Linked DNA regions of Homo sapiens: region 2 is linked to region 1. The links are chromatin loops, found by intact Hi-C in ENCODE. Cell type or tissue: A673. All regions are shown on one strand.

Region 1 (8,000 bases):
TTAAGTTTTAGGGTACATGTGCACAATGTGCAGGTTTGTTACATATGTATACATGTGCCATGTTGGTGTGCTGCACCCATTAACTCGTCAGGTCAAATGGTATTTCTGCCTCTAGGTCTTTGAGAATCACCACACTGTCTTCCACAATGGTTGAACTAATATACATTCCCACCAACAGTGTAACAAAGTTCTTTTTTCTCTGCAACTTCACCAGCATCTGTTGTTTTTTGACATTTTAATAATAGCCACTCTGACTGGTATGAGATGGTATCTCATTGTAGTTTTGATTTGCATTTCTCTAATGATCAGTATTGTTGATTTTTTTTTCATATGTTTGTTGGCCACATGTATATCTTTTGAGCAGTGTCTGTTCAGGTCCTTTGCCCAGTTTTTTGTTTTGTTTTGTTTTGTTTTTGAGCCAGAGTCTCATTCTGTCACCCATGCTGGAGTGCAGTGGCGTGATCTCGGGTCACTGCAACCTCAGCCTCCCAGGTTCAAGTGATTCTCCTGTCTCAGCCTCCTAAGTAGCTGGGATAACAGGTGCCCACTACCACACCTGGCTAATTTCGCCAAGTTCGCCAGGCTGGTCTCAAACTCCTGACCTCAGGTGATCCACCCACCTTGGCTTCCCAAAGTGCTGGGATTACAGGCCTGAGCCACCGCGCCCGGCCTTTTGCCCAGTTTTTAGTGGTGGTGTTTTTGTTTTTGTTTTTTCTTGTAAATTTAAGTTCCTTGTAGACTCTGGATATTAGACCACTGTCAGATGGATAGGTTGGGAAAATTTTCTCCCATTCTGTAGGTTATCTCTTCACTCTGATGATAGTTCATTTTGCTCTGCACTCTTAATTTCTTAAAGGGGGAGGGATGATAGCAAGAGAATCCTTGTGTCTCTACTTTTAACAAATGATGATGAAATATTTGGGGACTGCCTACAATGAAAATCTTCACAATCAAACGACTAGGAATAGGCTGAGGGTATTAGTAGACTGGTGACCTATTGCGATGGACATAATGTGAAGAAATAATTCCGGCATCTTACGTACTAATCTCATTCTTTCCTTGTCAAAGGAAAACAAATTAGATAAATAAAGAAGAAAGCTGAAGATTAGTGTTCTTTTTAACTTGACAAATAATGATGTGTATGTTTATGGGTGGAGATTAGGGTTTCTACAGTTGTTTTAGTTGTGAATTTCTGGGCCTTTCCACTGTCATTTATTAAACTTCACTTTGCAACTTTGGTGCATAAATCAGTTACTTCTGTGGAGGCCTCTTGCCTGCAGTGAGCCCTGTGCGCTAGGTCTTGACCGTGCAGCCAGCGTTGAGAGCTGGGGGAGACAGCAGCGAGAGGCCCACGCCAAGCGCCTGAAGGTGCCGCTCCCGGCCGGCTTTGAATGAGGAGCTGAGGATGCACACAGGCGTCCTGTCACTGAAGCAGGGCACGGGTTGCCTTATATGTGAAGTTTCCTTAGTGGTTAAGGAGAAGGGGGCTTTTCAGGGAATGGCTCTCCAAAGCACATAGCTTCTGAGAGGAGCATAGAAGAAGGTCTAGTGGGTTGGCCAAGGTGGGGCAGATATGAAGCCCACCAGCGTGTCACTGGCATGCTTGCTGCCTCCCACGCTGTCAGAGTCACACCTGCAGGCCACCGGGAGAGGCTGTGGGTCACACAGCAGAAGCCAGCCCCACTCTTTACATTCTACAAGCACAATTATTTGAAAATTTAAAATTCTAAATGACATAAGCCATCCCTGGGTTGTTATGAAGAATAAAAGATGACAGAAAAGAATTTACATGTATCTCCAGGAAACTTCTCTTTTTTTATTTACTATTATTATTTTTTGAGATGGAGTCTTGCTCTGTCCCCCAGGCTGGAGTGCAGTGGTACAATCTCGGCTCACTACAACCTCCACCTCCCAGGTTCAAGCAATTCTCCTGTCTCAGCCTCCCGAGTAGCTGGGATTACAGGCATGCGCTACCATGCCCGGCTAATTTCCTTTTTTTTTTTTTTTTTTTTTTGTATTTTTAGTAGAGATGGGGTTTCACTATGTTGGTCAGGCTGGTCTCAAACTCCTGACCTCAGGTGATCTACCAGCTTTGGCCTCCCAAAGTGCTGGAATTACAGGCGTGAGCCACCACCCCTGGCCCCAGATAACTTCTGAAGTGAGAAATGTAGCATGATTTTTTGATCACTTGGTGGAGGAATTCCATGTAGCAGACTGATTTAAAACATTCTCTCTCTCACGCGTGGACACAGGCACACATTTCTCCTGTTCTATTACTTCCCCATATAGAGGATCCTCCTGTGCTGCAATGAAAATACTTCTCATTAACCATAAACGAACCGAACAGAATGTAACAAGAGCCCTAATGCAATGTCGGTCACAGAGATAGCCCTACAGTGGGTGATGCGGGGGGAATCGTTAGCATCAGGAAGGGTGTCATTAAGCGTTCTTATTTTTTACTTGTATAGATTTAGAAAGTGTTGACCTGATTTGAATGTAATTCATTCCACTTTCTAGGGCTCTCCTTGAAAGATGACCTACTGTCGCCGGGTGCGGTGGCTCACACCTGTAATCCCAGCACTTTGGAAGGCCGAGGCAGGTGGATCTCCTGAGATCAGGAGTTCGAGACCAGCCTGGCCAACACGGTGAAACCCTGTCTCTACTAAAAATACAAACATTAGCTGTGTGGTGGCAGGCACATGTAATCCCAGCTACTCAGGAGGCTGAGGCAGGAGAATCGCTTGTACCTGGGAGGCGGAGGGTGCAGTGAGCTGAGATCGTGCCATTGCACTCCAGCCTGGTGGATAAGAGTGAGACTTCTGTCTCAAAAAAAAAAAAAAAAATGACCTACTGTGGGTAATGAGGGCACATAGAACAGCTCTTTCCATAAGAGAGTCATTCCAGGACGGGTGCAGAGTGGTGCTCCTGTAATCCCTCCGCTTTGGGAGGCTGAGTTGGGGGGATCACTTGAGCCCAGGAGTTTGCGGTTGCAGTGAGCTATCATTGTGCCATCCTACTCCAGCCTGGGCAACAGAGAGAGATCCCATCACTTAGAAAAAAAAAAAAAAAGAGGATAATTCCAGCCTCATCCTCGGGCTTTTGTGGGAAGCTTCTTCCCTGGTGGGCCTCTTTCTTCTCCAATTCTCCTTCCTGTTGACATGCTCAAACACTCTGGGGCTGGCTCATTCTTTTGTTGCCAAATGAGGAACAGGCTAAAGAGCCCAGCGTGGAGCTGTCACCCCGTTCTGCTGGGATACACAGCTGACAGTCCAACATGTCCATGGTGGTGGGCATGGGGGTAGATTTGGTCTGAGTCTGGCAGGAAGCCAGAGGAGAGGTTCTGACAATGATATAGATGTAAAAGGAAGACGATGGGGCCCTGGTTGCTCCCTCTTGTGACAGAAAACACTGCTTCCAAGTATCGATTCCCAGGATGAAAAACCAAAGAAACTAATAAAAAGGACAGTGTGGGCACGAGTGCTGCCCTTTTGTTCCTTACATGTTCCTGCTTGAGTTGTGCAATGTCGGGTAAATAGCTGAGCGGTGGAATAAAGTCACTGATTTACTAAGTTGAAAAAACTGATGGGTTAACCCATAGCTGAAAAAGTAAGAATTATTTTTGAGATGGGGTGTTGTTGATGGCTGATGTGATACTTCAGTTCTTATCTTCTTTTTTCCTTTTTTTTTGAGACAGAGTCTCATGACCAGACTGGAGTGCAGTGATGCAATCTTGGCTGGCTCACTGCAGCCTGCGCCTCCCAGGCTCAAGGGATTCTCCTGCCTCAGCCTCCCAAGTAGCTGGGATTATAAGCATGCGCCACTACACCCGGCTAATTTTGTATTTTTAGGTTGGTCTCGAACTCCTGGCCTCAAGTGATCTGCCTGCCTTGGCCTCCCAAAATGCTGGGATTACAGGCGTGAGCCACTGTGCAGGGCCCCTTGGTTCTTATCTTCTTGGTGTAAAAGAATTTAAATGCCAGGTGCGGTGGCTCACACCTATAATCCCAACACTTTTGGAGGCTGAGGCAGGTGGGTCACTTGAGGTCAGGAGTTCGAGAACAGCCTGGCCAACATGGTGAAACTCTGTCTCTACCAACAACGACAAACAACATTCAATCTTAAGGCTTGAATACAATCTTTGCCTCGTGTCCCACATGGCTGTGGTTGGGTCCCTGAGGCTTCCCTGCCCCCGTGGTTTTGCTGAGCACAGTGTATACCACAGCTCTTACAGGTTTGTGTTGTGTTCCTGGGGCTCTCCCAAGCTGGTATTGTGTGCTGGTGGCCCCACAAGTCTAGGGTCTTGAGGTAGCCCTGTTCCCACAGCTCCACTAAGCATTCTAGCCAGGGCTCTCTGCAGTGACCCCTTCCCTGTGGCAGTCCTTTGCCTGGCCCCAAGGCTCTCTGAGGCATCCTTTGAAATCTAGGTGGAGATGGCCAGCCTGTACAGCCCTTGCATTCTGCTTGCCTACAGAGTTAGCACTACATGAGTGCCACCAAGGTTTATGGCCTGAACTTCACAGCAGTGGCCTGAGCCATACCTGGGCCTGCTGGAGGCACAGCCAGAGTGACCAAGCAGCACTGGGCCAGAATGCGGGGAGGCAGCAAGCCCAGCGGTCTCAAGGGCTCCTGGGGCCCCTCCTTTGCCATTCTGCCCTCAAGGGCCTAGCACTGTGGGCCTGTGAAGGGCCTGGTAGCCCTGGAGATCTCTGGAATGCCTCTAAGGTGATTCTCCCATTATCTTCATGAACAGCATCTGGCTTCCTTCTATGCGTACTTATCTCCTTATCAAACAGTCACTTGGCCACACCCTCAGTTTTCTATCCTTAAGAATACTTTTTAAAGATTTATGTGGCCAGGCTGAAAATTTTCCACATTTTTACATACTGCCTCCCTTTTGATGATAGATTTTCTCTTTAACTGATTCTTCCTTCTGGCATTTTACTATAAGCAGTTAAAAGCAGCCATGCGGCACACTGAACACTGCTTAGAGATTTTCTTTGCCAAATAATCTACTTCCTTCCTTCCTTCCTTCCTTCCTTCCTTCCTTCCTGCTTTCTTGCTTTCTTTTTTGTTTTTTGAGACAGAGTCTCACTCTGTTGCCCAGGCTGGAGTGCAGTGGCAAAATCTTGGCTCACTGCAACCTCCACCTCCTGGGTTCAAGCGATTCTCCTGCCTCACCCTTCCTAGTAGCCGGGGTTACTACACCTGGCTAAGTTTTGTATTTTTAGTAAAGGTGGGGTTTTGCCATGTTGGCCAGGCTGAGTCTCAAACTCCTGACCTCAAGTGATCCACCCTCCTCAACCTCCCAAAGTGCTAGGATTACAGGCATGAGCCGCTGTGCCCAGCCAAGTTCGCCACTCTTTTTTTTTTTTTGTTTTGTTTTTTTTTTGAGATGGAGTCTCACTCTGTCACCCAGGCTGGAGTGCAGTGGCATGATCTCAGCTCACTGCAACCTCCGCCTCCTGGGGTTCAAGCGATTCTCCTGCCTCAGCCTCTGAAGTAGCTGGGATTACAGGTGCCCACCACCATGCCCGGCTAATTTTTGTATTTTTAGTAGAGATGGGGTTTTACCATGTTGGCCAGGCTGGACTTGAACTCCTGACCTAGTGATCCACCTGCCTCAGACTCCCAAAGTGCTGGGGTTACGTGCCCGGCCAAGTTCATCACTCTTAAATTCTGCCTTCTACAAAGTACTAGAACATGAACATAATTCAGACAGGTTCTTTGCCACTTTTGAACATATGACCTTTCTTGTAGTTTCCAACAAGATATTCCTCATTTCCACCTAAGACCTCATCAGAATGACCTTTATTGTCCATATTTCAACCAACATTTTCTTCACAATCACTTCAGTAATCTCTGAGACTGAAGCTTTCTCTACAACTCTCCTCTGCTTCTGAGCCCTTACTCCAATTGCCCTTAATGACTCATTCAGGGTGAAAAAAGGAGTAAACTCCCTCCAACAAGCCCTTTGGTAGGGGCACCCGATCCCATTCATGAGGGTTTGCTCTCATGACCCAGTCCCCTCCAAAAGGGTGCTCCTCTTAATAGTGTTGCATAGGAGACTAAAATTCACTTTAGTCTAATGAATTTTGGAAGGGACAAAAACATTCAAATCTAGCACAAATAGAAAAATAGAAGAAAGGGGAGGAATTACCAATGTGTCCTCCATGACTCACATCCAGTGACATCAGACTTGTCACTTTCTTGTTTCAGGGTTGATAAACTAATTGTAGAGACATTTTCAGATTTTGTTCTCACTATGCAAAAATTAAAATTTTAAAATAACATATTTTTGGTTTTTGCCTGAATTGGTGCATGTGCTGGAAGTGTGAGTGCTCCAATTTGCCCAGAGTCCACAACAACACCTGCCAATCATGCTGTCGCTTTTTTGTTGCTCTAACTTCAGTGTGTAGCTGAATCTCTACCCCTTTTCGCAATTCTTAGACATGGTCAGTTCTTTTTTTTTTCTTTTTTTTTTTTTTTGAGACAGAGTCTTGCTCTGTCGCCTAGGCTGGAGTGCAGTGGTGTGATCTCGGCTCACTGCAAGCTCTGCCTCCCGGGTTCATGCCAGTCTCCTGCCTCAGCCTCCCAAGTAGCTGGGACTACAGGCGCCCGCCACCACACCCGGCTAATTTTTTGTATTTTTAGTAGAAACGGGGCTTCACCGTGTTAGCCGGGATGGTCTCGATCTCCTGACCTCGTGATCCGCCCGCCTCAGCCTCCCAAAGTGCTGAGATTACAGGTGTGAGCCACCAAGCTTGGCCTTGGTATATTTTTATTGAGTTAAAGTTTATAACAGTTTCTGGCCTGACATGTAAGGGATTAGAAGTCACGCTCTGTTATAACAAGTAAAAAGCTGAACAAACTGAAAAATCAACAGCTCCTTTTAGATCTCTCAGAGAAGTGAAGTCACAGGGAAAACCACTGTCCCCAGAATTGAAGAGACAAACAGGCAGTTATGGAAAACCACAACTTAATAGAGCAGAAACCCACAAACAAAAATCTCCCCAGGAATCAGCTCCAGGACAGGAAAACTTGAACTGCAGTGGATGGATTGCTGAAGGTTCAGCGTGGAGAAGCCTGAGAGTTAAAAACTTCAGGGGGAGCCATTCAGAAAAGAGTCCCACACACTCCTTTGAATTTACCTCCCAGAGCTCTACCAGGTCCTCACAATGAAGGCTGAAGAAAAATCCCCTGTGCTTCTGGCAGGGGGAAGGGAAAGTCTCCATTCTGAAATACCCGAGCATTCTGTTCTCAACAAGGCCAGCCCTCAGGAGAAACTATTTTACCAGAGCCTAACCTGCTAGGCTTTTCTGAAAGACAGGGTCACCCAGGCTAAAGTGCAGCCTGACTGCTGTCCTCTGAGAGGAGAAATCTGAGCTTCCCACTCTGCACCTCCACCATCTGTCTTTGCAGCTCATTCCCTCCTTCACCGATGCCAGAGTGGCCCCTCCAACCCCACTGGGGCTTGTAATCCATTTCCTTGGCGCTTTGCCCTCTGCCCCCCTTGGCAACCCCCTTGGGTTCCACAGTGCATTATTATAATTAACCTCTGGCTTACACCCTCAACTCACATGCTCCTTTCTTTCTGTTGTACTTGAGGTACAATGCTGGCCCCAGTGAAAATACCACTAATGGCTCACTCTTCACTTGCACTCAGGCAGCTGAAGCCAAATGGAGAAAAATGCAAACCCATGATGACCTAAAATGTATGACACTGTCACAAAGTGCCATAAATCTCTCTGTTTTTTTAGACAGAGTCTCGCTCCAGGCTGGAGTGCAGTGGAGCGATCTCGGCTTACTGCAACCTCCGCCTGCCAGGTTCAAGTGATTCTCTTACCTCAGCCTCCTGAGTAGCTGGGATTACAGGCATGCAACACCATGCCCAGCTAATTTTTGTATTTTTAGTAGAGAGGGGGTTTCTCCATGTTGGCCAGGCTAGTCTCAAACTCCTGACCTCAGGTGATCTGCCTGCCTCGGCCTCCCAAAGTGCTGGG
Region 2 (8,000 bases), 330 kb after region 1:
CCAGAAGACCTCAAGTATTTAATATTTGATGTTAGACAAGAGGCATAGGTGTGTTGAGGCAGGAGGCCCTACCCAGGGTCCGTAAGCTGCCTGCCTGTTATCCAGAAGGGAAGGAAAACAATCATTTACTTTTTTTTTTTTTTTTTGAGAAAGAGTCTCACTCTGTCACCCAGGCTGGAGCGCAGTGGCATGATCTTGGCTCACTGCAACCTCCGCCTCCCAGGTTCAGACGATTTTCCTGCCTCAGCCTCCCAAGTAGCTGGGATTACAGGTGGGCACCACCGTGCCCAGCTAATTTTCATATTTTTCATAGAGATGGGGTTTCACCATGTTGGCCAGGCTGGTCTCGAACTCCTGACCTCAGGTGATCTGCCTGCCTCGGCCTCCCAAAGTGCTGGGATTACAGGTGTGAGCCATCGGGCCTGGCCTCCTCCATCTACTTTTACTACTTAGAAAAAAAGAATGTAAGAAGAAAGCTTTCTTAATAAGTCCTCATGTGCTGTCACATAGTGGGGTGACATAGTTAACAATAATGTGTTCTATATTTCAAAATAGCTAGAGGAGAGGATTTTGAATGTTCCCATCACAAAGAAATGGTAAGTATTTGAGATGCTGGATATGCTAATTATCCCAATTTGATCATTACACAGTCTATACGTGTATTGGAACATCACACTGTACTCATAACTATGTACAATTATCATGTGTCAATTTAAAAAGACTAACTTCTTCAATGGTATATACAACAAAGAGAATAAAACACGATAACTTAAAATTTTGAAAAAGCAAAGCCTGCACTGCTTCCAAGCAGAGAGGACCTCCCTGCAAACATACAGTGCTGCCATTTGTGAAATGCTGGTTGCAAAGCACAGAAGAACTCCGGCTGGCAGTGCATTGCCTGTGGGTGTTAGCGCTCGTGGGACAAGCACCCTCCATTCAGGGGTGCTGCCACTGATTGCTGGGGAGCTGTGCTCTTGGAAGGCCTCAGCGGGTCATGGAATCTGTTCCATCAGAGAAATAGTGCAACACACTTTTGCAGATAATTAAGATTTGGACAAATGTCTGGCCATCGGGAGCCCTAGGCTTTGGAAAGGGCTGTGGACACAGAGAGGTCAGGACCGAATGGTTGACAGTGAACATCCCATGCCAGGGAACGTTGAATCAGGAAGGGTTCGAGACATGAGAAATAGCCTCTGGTGTGTTGTGACTGCTTCATTCACTGAGCAAAGAGAAAGAACCACTCCAGTTGGTTGGCCATGCCAAAAAAGGCCAGCCCTGTACACACACAAAAAATGGACCATGTGAAAGAAGTATGAACGACAAGAAGAAGGCCAGGCGTGGTGGCTCACACCTGTAATCCCAGCACTTTGGGAGGCCGAGGCGGGCAGATCATGAGGTCAAGAGATTGAGACCATCCTGGCCAACATGGTGAAACCTCATCTCTACTAAAAATAAAAAAATTAGCTGGGCGTGGTGGCGTGTGCCTGTAGTCCCAGCTACTCGGGAGGCTGAGGCAGGAGAATTGCTTGAACCTGGGACGCGGAGGTTGCAGTGAGCCGAGATCATGCCACTGCACTCCAGCCTGGTGACAGAGTGAGACTCCGTCTCAGAAAAAAAAAAAAAAAAAGAAACATACGAAGCAAACCGAATTCTTCCTACTATTTATCGGATGTTTCTGCTGTGCTGGGCAGTTTACACTTGTTAGTTCGTTTCATTCTCTTACAACCCTGAGAAGTAGGAGCTTTGATTATCCCTGTTTCACAACTGAGTGAAAAAGATTCAGGATCCGTGGGGGACTGAGACTGGCCGGACCTCTTCCCAGCGTATTCTCTCTACTGTTGATGAAGTGGAGCTGACTTCCAGCTGAGGGGCAGTGAGTGCAAAGGCACATCTTGGCCAGGGAGGACTAGAGCCTCACATGGTCTTGGGCTGGGGGTGGCAGGGCAGAGAGGCTGGGCAGGGCAGGCATTGCTCTGACAATGCATGTGCTTCTTGTCATAATGAGCACCGCAAGAGGAGGACACCCAACCCAGTCTTGGGCAAAGGAGATAGAAATCCCTGGGAGCCAGTCACAGAGAGGAAACGGCTGTGGCAAGTCTCAGAGGCAGCAGAGATCAGAGGCCGTGCAAGGTCAGTGCCATTGCAGGGTCGGGGGGAGTAAAGGGTGAGGCCCGAGAGGCAAGCGGAGTCCAGGGCTCGCAGGGCCAGGCAAGCTCTGTTTGGCACCATCAGTGAGGAGCCACTGAAGAGCTTTAAGCAGTGAAATTTTAAAACATACCTCACGGACACTGAGTACTAGTTTTCTGCTTGGGTGAGATGGATCTTGGTGCCACTCACCTAGAGAGAGAACCTGTGGCCGGGCGAGGTGGCTCACACCTGGAATCTCAGTGCTTTGGGAGACTGAAGCAGGAGGATCATTTGAGGCCACGAGTTCAAGACCAGCCTGGGCAACGTCATGATTAATGGCAAAAACCATAATTACTTCTGTGTCAACCTAATATTTGCTGAAGGTCAAACACTGGTCAGCAATTGGAACCAGAACTGAACCCACGTCCTCTACCCTTGAACTTTGTGCTGTTTTCTCCTAATTACTTCTTTGACTACCAGTGACTGCTTGATGAGTACTTTTTTCATTGATTTGACTCTAAAAATGAATATTCCCATCCGTGAAAGGAACAGTGTGTTTGTGGCCAGTGCAGAGACCCCTGCTGGACACCTGTGTGTTGGAGAGAAAACGACGCCTGGGAATGCTTCCACCAGGTCCCTGCTGGGTAGTGTCACTTTAGCCTGCGAGGGACAGGTGACACGAGTTACAGACAGGCTGCAGGAGGTAACTTGGTCCATGTGCATACACTATACAGAATTTTAGGGCATTTTAGTAATTTTCAAAATGTGCCATGCAGCCACTGGTCCAAGTGAATTAGAAAAGAGAGCAGGAATTCATCAGGGAGGGCTCGTGGTCATAACGTCCACGTGGCTGCCCCTTCACCGGCTTCTGTCTTTACTCAAATGTATTCTTCTTAGGACACTGGCTACCCCATTAAACCTTGGCATCCACTACCCTCCTTAGAACTTATTACTAACAGTCAATTTTGCTGAAGACATTTATCTTGTTCTTTGTCAATTCTTCCCACTAGGATGTAAGTTCAGTGAGGGCAGGAATTTTTATACTTCATTCTCTGCCATTTCCCTAGTGCCAAGAACAGTGCTGAAGACACAGCAGGTGCTCAGGGAACATTTATGGTACTAACTGTGTTCATGATACTATTGGTAATGTTTTGAAAGGCATCAGTAAGTCAAAGGGCATTGTTAGAAACAATGACAAAGAAGAGGATGATTCCTTCCTGCCTGGATGGTGAGAACATGTGTTGGATTTGATTGCAGCTGATATCACATGAAGGGTGTCCTGACATATTGCTCAGGACCTGTGAGCAATGGTGGAGTCCTTTGCTTTCTTCACAAAAGAAAACTCAATTCCCCTGATTTTTCTGCTCAATTTCTTTTCCTTTTCTTTTCTTTTCTTTTTTTTTTTTTTGAGACGGGGTCTTGCTCTGTGGCCCAGGCTGGACTGCAGTGGCCTGGTGTGATCTCAGCTCACTGCAACCTCCGCCTCCCAGGCTCAAGTGATCCTCCTACCTCAGCCTCCCAAGTAGCTGGGACTACAGGCACACACCACCACGCCTGGCTAATTTTACTATTTTTAGTAGAGATGAAATTTCTCCATGTTGGCCAGGCTGGTCTAGAACTCCTGGGCTCAAGAAATCCACCTGCCTTGGCTTCCAAAAGTGCTGGGATTGAAGGAGTGAGTCACTGCACCCGGCCTCTGCTGTTTCTGAAGGGTGCCTTAGAAAAAATTCCATAGAAAAGTTAAAATAATACAATTTCAAACACTTGAAGGGCTAACATTGGGCTATCCAGATAATTGTATTTCTTAACAGTCAGGACAGTTGAATTTTTTGTGTGTGTTTTTGATGTGTTACAGATCAAAAGTCAGGGATAGCAAATATCATTTAAGCTCTGTACTGAGGCTGGATGGTCTTGGCCACATCTTAATTTCACCTGAAAGTTGGGAAGGTGACTAAGTATATTTTAAGGTGACTTCCATTTCCAAAGATGCCTGGGTCCGCGAGTCTGTGGAAAGTGGAATTTTGGGGGTCTATGCATTCCACACTGGGGCCCGTCTTTGCTGCCTTGGGGAATGTGATTTAAGCGCATTGATGCACATCTCACAAGTGAGATATCTATTAACCTGCAGCCTCATCTGACCTGCTTGCATCTAATAGGCAGCTGTTTAGTTCAGCACTTTCCTCTGGGGTCTTCTTTGGCCAGCATGCCCTCCTGTGGCTTGGGGAGGAGGCATCATTTTGGTATGATTGAGAGAATGAATCTGTGTCCATTCAGTGTATCTTGGAAGATCTTAGGACTGTCGGAGGTGGGAACAGTGCTTGGAAGTTCTTTTCCTCCCTTGGGAGAGAAGCTATGCCTCTCTGCATAGAAGAACCAGCCCAACTGCCTCAAAAACAAACTCCAGGGGGCACTGTGAATGCTGTCTTGGTAGAGAAGACATTGGGGAGCTGTGCAGTTGAGTTGAACTGGAATTGAAAATGCAGTCCAAGAACGACTGTTTGGGGACTTTAAGAGCAGGAAAAGGCTCAGCTGAAGAAAACAGAAAATTTCTTCCTTGTATCAGTGGTTAATTTTTAGCTCTAAGTCTTGTGAGGGGGAGTCTGTGAGTGTGGCTGGGGTGGGATGGCACTGACCTGGTTCACCCTACAGTACCTGTGCCAGTGGGAAACTAGATTGACAGGAAAGTAGTATAATCTATTTTGGGGGTAGATTTGCATATGCAGATGAGATGCAACTGTAGGCATGATTAAACTGTTGTGTTGGTGCAGCTGCTAAATATTTGCTTTCTGTCTACAGTCCTGGAAAAGTCATTTACATCTTGATAACAATGAAAACATATATTTCTCAAATCAGATACATGATTCCTTAAACACACACACACACACACACACACACACACACACACCCCCCAAAACAAAACAGTTACTATCATTTCCTAGCCCTCCAGAAAGTGAACTCTATTTCCCTGGGAGCCCTTTTCCCACCAGCCCTGGAGCACCCATCATCGAGAAAAAGTCACTCCAAGCCTCCTGCATCTTTGCTGGTACATCATTCTTGGCAGGTAATAAAAAAGAAAAGCCAGTGATTGGGTATGCATTATTGGTGGGGCACCGTTCTCTAGGCTTTAGGCATTTTCCCATGTATTCCTTGCCATCATTCTAGGGGGTAGGGAACCGTGGTTCTACAGTGAAGACACTGAGTTAAGTGACTCCCCCACAATCACACAGTCAAGAAGCTGGAGTTTTAATCTAGGAGGTCACACTGCAGAGCCTCTGTCCTTAACCTTGATATCAAGCTGCCTCTCATAATAATTCTCACAGAGACCATCTCTTTTTCAACATTCCTTTTTAGATGCAGAACGCTTTATCCAAGGGGAGTCTTGGCCAAAGCATAAAAGACAACACAGACAGTAGTGGAGGTGTTCTAAGTGAAGCAGGAGTAAGAGGGTGGGGTCTGGAGCCTGGATCCTCCTCCAATTTTTGTGACTCTGAGTCCCTGGGGTTCCCAGGGACCCGTTTCTCTTCTGAATTGGCCCTTCCTGGGACTCAGCTGCTCTTCTCGCTAGTTGATCCTTCTATTAGGTGCAGTCGGTCCTCATATTCACAGATTTCTTATTTGCAAGTTCATCTACTTGCTAAAATTTATTCATAATCCCCAAACCAATACTCATAAGACTTTCTCCGCCATTCATGGACACATGCAGAGTGGTGGGAAATGTGCGTCGCCTGACACATGTGCTCTCAGCTGGGGTGGAAGCAGGGGCTGCCCTGCCTTTTTGTTTCTGCTCTCACAATGTCAATGGGTACTTTCTCCCAAGGTCTGGTTAGTGCCATGTCTTTTGCATTTTTGTGCATTTGGTTGGTGATTTTGCCATTTAAAGTGGCCCCCAATGGGTTTAGTGGCAAACACCTGTGGTCTCAGCACTTTGGGAGGCTGAGGCAGGAGGATTGCCTGAGGCCAGGAGTTCGAGACCAGACTGGGCAATGTAGCAACACCCCCATCTTTACAAAAAACTAAAAAATTAGCCAGGCTTGGTGATGCAACCCTGCAGTCCCAGCTACTCAGGAGGCTGAGGCTGGAGGATGGCTTGAGCCCAGAAGTTCCAGGCTGCAGTGAGCTAAGCTATGATCATGTCACTGCACTCCAGCTTGGGTGACAGAGCGAGCCCCTGTCTCTAAAAAAAAATTTTTTTTAATAATAAAATAAAATGGTCCCAAGCACAGCGCTGCACGAGTGCTGGCTGGTTCTTCTGAGTGCAGGAGGGCTGTGCCAGGGCTTGCAGAGAAAGTACATTCAGAATGTGTTAGATGGGTTTCATTCAGATGTGAGTGATAGTGCTGTGGGCCATGATTTAATGTGAATGGGTTAATATATGTTTAATATATATTAAATAAGATTTATTTGAACAGACACACACATAAAATAAGGCAATGTGTTAATTGATTGGTGAAAGTGTTGTCACCTAACTGTGTATTTCCCCAAGGAGCCCCTAGTATTCACTATTGCAGTGCTGGTGGTAACTTTATAAAACATAGCTACTATGAATAATGAGAATTGACTGAACTCATCATATTTTGAGAGCTTCTTACCGGGCAGATAATGTGCTAGAACCTTATTTAAATGAACACTAATTCTCAACCCTGTACGTTTAGTATCATTACCCCAGTTTATAGATGGTAAAACTGAGGCCTAGATAATTTGCCAAAGTCACTACACTAGAGAGAGGTGAGGCCAAGGCTGAGTGCCATGTAGTGCTATTGTTCTCTTTCCTTTTTGCTAACACTTTCTTCTTTTTTCTAGATACAGGGTCTTGCTTTGAGGCCCAAGGTAGAGTGCAGTGGCATGATCATGGCTCACTGCAGCCTTGACCTCCTGGGCTCAAGTGATCCTCCCACCTCAGCCTCCTGAGTAGCTGGGATCACAAGCATGCCAACACTTGGTTAATTTAAAAACATTTTTGTAGAGATGAGGCTCTCTATGTTGCCCAGGGTGATCACTTGAACTTCCGGCCTCAAGTGATCCTCCATCCTCGGCCTCTCAAAGTGCTGGGATTACAGATGTGAGCCACAGGGCCCATGCTGACCACTTGCGTTTAGTGAACTATCCCAGTTTGGCATCTTGTACACTTCAGCCCGACTCCCAGCTGGTTTCTTTGGCCATGGGTTGAACACAGCACTCCCCACATCTTCTCTCTAATCCACAGACACATACAGAAACCTTCCCATCGGTGCTGGGATGCTCTTACAGAGAGTCGGGAGTTGATGCCCAGATGCCTCCACCTTCTCTGCTTCCCTTACCTCCAGCTAGCTTCAGGTAGCCACTGGAGTTAGGATTTCTTTTCTTTTTTGAGATGTAGTCTCGCTCTGTCACCCAGGCTAGAGTACAGTGGTGTGTGATCTGGGCTCACTGCAACCTCCGCCTCCTGAGTTCAAGTGATTCTCCTGACTCAGCCTCCCAAGTAGCTGGGACTACAGGTGCCCACCACCATGCCCGGCTAATTATTGTATTTTTAGTAGAGATGGGGTTTCGCCATGTTGGCCAGGCTAGTCTTGAACTCCTGACCTCAGGTGATCCACCCACCTCAGCCTCCCAAAGTGCTGGGATTTACAGGCGTGAGCCACCGCGCCTGACCAGAGTTAGATTTCCAAGTAAAGCAAAATGTCACCTAGCAGGAGAGAGGAAAAAAAGAGAAAGAGAAAAAAGACAAGGAATGGGGATGGGGTAGACTTCAAGGAGGAAGAGCAAAGGTGACCAGGATGAGAAGGGAGATGGGTGGGCATGGGCTGCTCAGAAGATGCCCTGAAGGGTGGGACCAGAGGAGCCAACCCTGAGAAGCGCCTGTCACTGACACTGGGTCATTCTTTACATTTCAA

What was found. Peaks named below come from ENCODE experiments on the same cell type or tissue, not always from the same donor. Only the 100,000 strongest peaks of a DNase experiment are listed, where the experiment ranks them.
Region 2: it touches region 1 in a loop (2.2-fold over the local background); 2 of 110 quality-filtered maps call a loop at or near these places.

The regions. Positions count from the first base shown.
Region 1 is chr10:35,264,258-35,272,257 of GRCh38, forward strand. It overlaps a transcript of CCNY not described here. Among named protein-coding and RNA genes, the nearest start is that of LINC02634, 24 kb to the left of the region's middle. In A673, no CTCF peak of the experiment used is centred here; DNase peaks (open chromatin) are centred at 4,884, 6,044, 7,014 and 7,564; H3K27ac peaks cover 6,431 bases.
Region 2 is chr10:35,595,863-35,603,862 of GRCh38, forward strand. No RefSeq gene overlaps it. Among named protein-coding and RNA genes, the nearest start is that of GJD4, 5.5 kb to the right of the region's middle. RefSeq lists a silencer at 5,136-5,386. In A673, CTCF peaks have their summits at 2,700 (motif pointing left) and 4,543 (motif pointing right); a DNase peak (open chromatin) is centred at 4,529; H3K27ac peaks cover 482 bases.